2 separate regions of the Mus musculus genome follow, and region 2 is linked to region 1. A link is a contact called in ENCODE Hi-C or POLR2A ChIA-PET data. All regions are on one chromosome and are shown on one strand. The core of a region is the stretch at or near the end of the contact, and the rest is flanking DNA. Distances in the headings are between cores, read along the strand shown. Region 1 holds the start of G6bos (G6b opposite strand). Region 2 holds the start of Ly6g5c (lymphocyte antigen 6 complex, locus G5C).

Region 1 (2,700 bases), core at 73-2,572:
GGGACCCCAACTGTGCTCCAGCATTTCTCTGGCCGCCTGCGTTCCCTGGACAATGGTATCAAGCGGCTAGAGCTGCTGCTGAGCGCCGGGGATTCTGGAACCTTTTTCTGCAAAGGACGCCACGAGAATGAGAGTCGCACAGTGCTTCAAGTGTTAGGGGACAAGGCAGGTTGCCGGCCTGCAGGATCTACCCACGGTAGGTCGAGGCCCAGATGCACAGGGGCACTTAATTTGGACACACACGCGGGACAAAAAGCGGGGCGGAATCTTACAGAGCGGTAAAGTTAGTAGAACCCTATTGTCTGTACCCCTGACCACGGCATCTCTCCCTGCCTCGCGGTCTCCCTAGGGTACGAGTATCCCAAGGTCCTGATTCCGCTCCTGGGCGTTGGGCTTGTGCTGGGACTGGGAGTCGCGGGCGTGGTCTGGCGGCGGCGCAGGTGAGCACTGGAGGCGGAGCCTGGCTTGAAACAGGGTGTGACCAGTCAGGGCGTGGGGAAAGAGGTGGGGCAGAGCCCTAACCTTTACAAAGAAAAAGAAGTGTCTGGAGGCCTGGCGTTTGTTAAAAGAATGTGAGAGGTCAGCCCTTGGGTGCTAGGCTACAGGCTGGAGTAGGGAACCGAGGCTGCAGAAACCAAACTGAAAGGTCAGAAAGCCCAGAGAGTGGGCGGGACCTGGTTCCAGAGGAGCCTAAGTTGTTTTGCTGGTCGGAGACTGCAGTTTGCACAGTTCTTATTGGCGCCGCCTGCGGCCGAGGAACCAGTAAGACGAGATTGGTGACTCTTCAAGGACTTCCTTACAGACTCTCGCCTCCGCCCCCACCCCCGCCCCCGCCTGGACCACTACCCACATTTGGTGAGATTAACTGCACTCAATTTCCCTATCCTACCCGCACAATCCCTAACCCTGAGTTCTTGAGTCTGAGTCCTTGCGAGGAGCAGACAAAGTTGGTCATTTTCTCTTCACCCTTCAGTTCTGTCCCTCCCTCCCACATAGCTCCAGTCATAAATGCTGAGCCACAGAGGCCTTTAGAACAGGAGTCCAAGATCTCAGGCCACCTGGACCAGGAGCCGGTAAGGGCCTGGGGATGGGAAAAAGGCCAGAATCCCGGAGGAAAGAGGGCCAAGAAAGCAGCCTAGCTAGGTTGCTGTGGAGCAGCAGTGTAATCCCAGCACTCTGGAGGTTTAAGCAGGAAGATGAAAGCCAGGCTTTGCTACATAGTCGCCTTTACCCACAGTGGGGAAAAGAAAAAAAGCTTTGATTCCAAGCTAAGGGGTCAGATTGATGAGACCATACTACCGTCCTCTCTCTACCTCCTCCAGAGCCTGCACTACGCTGATCTGGACCACTCTGTCCTCGGGAGGCACCGCCGGATGTCCACAGTGGTTTCTGGTGATGCCTCCACTGTCTATGCGGTTGTAGTATAAAGGGAAGCCCTTGTTCTGCCAACCCTTTCTATCTGGGGCTCCCCTGTATAACCTCAGCTAGAAGGGGCAGGCACCATGGACAGAGGCACTGATAGAGGCGACTGACTACCTGGTTTGCGTTCTGCCAATGGTCAACTTTTTTTCTGTCACTTCCATCTTCTGTAACATCTTTCCTTCTCCACTGCTGCCCTCTCTAAAGATGATCAAGCTGCCTGTTAAGCTTTTTCTTCGCGCCCCCCCCCAAGACTGGGATTTCTCTGTATAGCCTTGGCTGTCTTGGAACTCCGTAGACCATAGACCAAGCTGGCCTTGAACTCAGAGAATTCATCTGCTTCTGCCTCCCAACTTCTGAGTTTAAAGGCACTGCCTGGCCCAATGAAGCATTTCAAACTTTAGACATAGACCTGCCTCGTTACCGGTCTGACTGCACTCCCCCTGCTCATTGGCTGCTGCTGCTGCTCATCCACTGAAAGGTTGCCAGTGATGTCCTACCACCAGATAACATTCACCCCTGTTTAAACCAGGGTTTACTTTGTTGCTATTGTCTTTGTAGTAGCACTGTTCTGCTCATCTCTTTGTTTCTCCTCCGTACTCTTCTAGGAAGCTGGCCAATCAATCTTCAGCCCCCAAATGATACACAGTAGTCCTTCCAAGCCAGATCTCAGACCTAGTTCACTCTGTCCAGATGGCCTCAGGCATTTTGCCCAAGGCTTGTCAAACCTGACTCAGTCATTTCTTAAGCCATCCCCTGGGTCCTCCTCTGAAAGCTCTTGAAGAACCCAAGTTGTCCAAGCCAGAAACTGGGGTCAGAGTACACCATCTCCTCTCCCACACAAGGACTTATCAGGACCCTAACCCGCCGCTTCCACTCCTTTTAAAGACAGGCTCTCTTATGGCTGAGGCTGACTTTGAAATCTCCCTCTCCTTATGTCTACCTTCAGTGTTTGGATAAAAGTGATTGCAAGCATGCACCACCAACCACACAAGGCCTTGTCTGTAGCAGGTCACTGTCCTCTGTACCTTTCTCCATGTCCAATGCTGCCACCAGAATGTACTGTCATCATTTGCTTCATGATGACCCACAGACCCCTCTGATCCTCGTGCCCTGCTCTTCCTACTCAAAGCCAGCAAGATTCCCAGGATCAACCACTGGTTCTTTCCCAAGGTTTCAGCTCTGGGGCTGTGAGCGTGGGCTCTGTGTTCAGGCTCCAGCACTGGGCCCCTTTTTAGGCCTATCCATCATTTTCTGTGTGCACACGCCCTCAGAGAGTTT
Region 2 (2,776 bases), core at 36-2,535, 44 kb before region 1:
TTCCTTTTTAATTTAGTTTTTCAAGAGTTTATCTGTGTAGCGCTGGCTGTCCTGGAATTCACTCTATACACCAGGATAGCGCTAAACTAAGAGATCCTCCTGCCTCTACCTCCTGGGCACTTGCCACCCCTGTCTAGTTCCAACATGCTTTTTTTACAATGTGGTCTTCAGAGGTGAGAACAAGGTCCGTGAGAAGACAGAGAGAGTCTGTGTCCTGTAGACAGGAGACCTCAATAGCCCCATGCTACCTGCCTTATTCTGCTGTCTGGTCCCTGGACAGGCTCATGTTGGAGGTTAGCTACCAAAGGCCCTGTTCTGTCTCCCGATGAACTGCCTGCATATGCAGCCCCCTCTTCCCTGGCCCTTGGTCCAGTCCACATGTTAAGAGCCCAGGACTAACGGATAGCTTAGTGTAGTGCAAAGGCTTCTGCCTTGTGAATTCTGGTTGAGGAGAATCTGACACAACCCCAGTCCTCCCTATTCTGTGTTGCCCTTAGAGCTGGAAACGATCCCTTTAGTATCTCCAGAACACTGTTGTTGCTACAGCAACAAGGCCGTCCCGAGAACTCTCCTTTGCAGTGACTGACTATCAGGCCATCACAGTTCCTGGACATCCCCACACATCTGCCCATGGTATCATGCCTACCGCTGGTTTCACCTGTACATCATGGACAGAAGTGTCGAGACCCTTGGAGAAACCAGAGTTTTTCCACCTAGCTGGCCTGGTGACCCTTCTGACTCTTTGGAGCAGTGTCTCTCAACCTGTGGGACACGACCCCTTTGGAGGTCAGATGACGTTTTCACAAGGGCCCCATATCAGATATTTACCTTACAATTCATAACAGTAGCAAAATTACAGTTATGAAGTAGCAAAAAAAAAAAGTGTTATGTTATGGTTGGGGGGTCACTGCAACATGAGGAAACTGTATTAAAGGGTTGCATCATCAAGAAGGTAGAACCCCGCCAGGCGTGGTGGCGCACGCCTTTAATCCCAGCACTCGGGAGGCAGAGGCAGGTGGATTTCTGAGTTCGAAGCCTCTAGGATTGGTCTACAGAGTGAGTTCCAGGACAGCCAAGGCTACACAGAAAAAACACTGTCTCGAAAAAACAAAAGAAAAGAAAAAAAGAAGGTGGAACCACTGCTCCGGAGCCACTTACCGAGAACCAAGGTCTTCATGACCAGCACTGTTAAGAGGACAGCACACAAGGCTTGGGGGACGCCATGGAGTCCCAGGGGCCTCAGGGACCAGCTGGCTGCAGGGCCTGCCATAAAAAGCATGGCTTCTCTCCAGCCTCCAGCCTGGGCTTATATTGGTTGGAGAGAGGCTGGCCAAGAGGAGGGAGTGGGGCACCAGTCTGAGGTGGAGAACGGCACCAGAACAGGGCGTGCAGAGTGTCCTCAACCCACAGCTCCTTGGGCCTAATATCCTGGCTGGAGGCAGGAACTCAGAAGGACTTGTCCTGTCTGTTTCCCTTCCTGGTGCTCCGTAAAATGCTCTGACAAAAGCAACCGGGGGGGGGGGGAGTGTTTATTTTTATTTATATGTTTTGATGTTAATATCATTGTCATCATCATTTATTATTTATTTATTTATCTATTTATCTATCTATCTATCTATCTATTTATTTATTTATTTATTGGTTTTTCGAGACAGGGTTTCTCTGTGTAGCCTTGGCTGTCTTGGAACTCACTCTGGAGACCAGGCTGGCCTCGAACTCAGAAATCTGCCTGCTTCTGCCTCCCAAGTGCTGGGATTAAAGGTGTTCACCACCATGCCCAGTTTATTATTATTATTATTACTTTTTGAGACAAGGTTTCTCTGTGTAGCCCTGGCTGTCCTAGAACTTACTCCATGGGCCAGGCTGGCCTCAAACTCAGAGATCCACCTGCCTCTGTTTCCTGAGTACTGGGATTAAAGGCGTGTGCCACCATGATCGGCAAAGGGGGCTATTTTATTTTAGCTTGTTATTCCAGGTCACAGTCCATCCTGTTAGGGAAGTCACAGCCACAGACACTTTTGAGAACCGGCCATATGGCAACCAGAGTCAAGGACAGTGAGTGGTCATGCTGGGTCTCACTCTCTCTGACCCCCTTCAGTTGGTGTGTTTGTGTGTCTGTCTGTATGTATGCACATACATGTTGTAGTAGCTATTCCTGGTTGTCAACTTGACTATATCTGGAATGAACTACAATCCAGAATTGGAAGGATCACGTGTGATCCTAATCTGGAGGCTGGGAGAGACAAGTTTCTGACCTGGATCCTGGCATGGAGATCTTGAGACATAGCGGCTATGAATCCCATAAGGTTAAGACAGAGAGGTAATGTGGCCAGATGTTTTGTAAAGTTCTGCCTTTGTTGCATCCTGGATAATAAAGGGGTTAAGAGCAGAAGCCAGTCTGCCTACTGGCACTGGCCTGTCTTTCCAGCTACTCGGATGCTCAGGAGGACTGCAGGTTTTAAGACTTGACTGATGGTGGTGCACGCCTTTAATCCCAGCACTTGGGAGGCAGAGGCAGGCAGACTTTTGAGCTCGAGGCCAGCCTGGTCTCCAGAGTGAGTTCCAGGACAACCAGGGCTACACAGAGAAACCCTGTCTCGAAAAAAGAAAAAAAAAAAAAAAAAAAGGACTTGACTGAGCTACAAGTCCAAAAGGAGCCTGGATAATTTCGTGTAAACTTGTCTCAAAATAAAAGTAAAATAAGCTGGGTGTGTGGGGACACACCTTTAATTCTGTCATCACTGTGAATCTGAGGCCAGCCTGGTTAGTTGTGTTG

What was found. Hi-C counts contacts between places; a loop is a spot of excess contacts on that map. ChIA-PET counts read pairs that join two places held with the same protein, here RNA polymerase II (POLR2A).
Region 2: a loop to region 1 is called in a map of heart, with 1.8 times the contacts of the local background. The contact joins the promoter of Ly6g5c here to the promoter of G6bos in region 1. A Hi-C loop is called at or near these places in 4 of 37 maps with a recorded cell type or tissue (gastrocnemius, heart and v-Abl transformed pro-B cells). POLR2A ChIA-PET finds 5 or more read pairs at or near these places in 3 of 5 experiments (Patski and embryonic stem cell).

The regions. Positions count from the first base shown.
Region 1 is chr17:35,063,059-35,065,758 of GRCm38, reverse strand. G6bos (G6b opposite strand) reads right to left here and starts at 1,322. Exons shown (of 1, transcript NR_001462.1): 1 at 163-1,322. Mpig6b (megakaryocyte and platelet inhibitory receptor G6b) reads left to right here. Exons shown (of 6, transcript NM_001191012.1): 2 at 1-196; 3 at 350-440; 4 at 803-855; 5 at 997-1,073; 6 at 1,323-2,700. The coding sequence ends at 1,427.
Region 2 is chr17:35,106,803-35,109,578 of GRCm38, reverse strand. It overlaps Ly6g5c (lymphocyte antigen 6 complex, locus G5C), which reads right to left and starts at 1,285. Exons shown (of 3, transcript NM_148947.2): 1 at 1,159-1,285. The coding sequence starts at 1,279.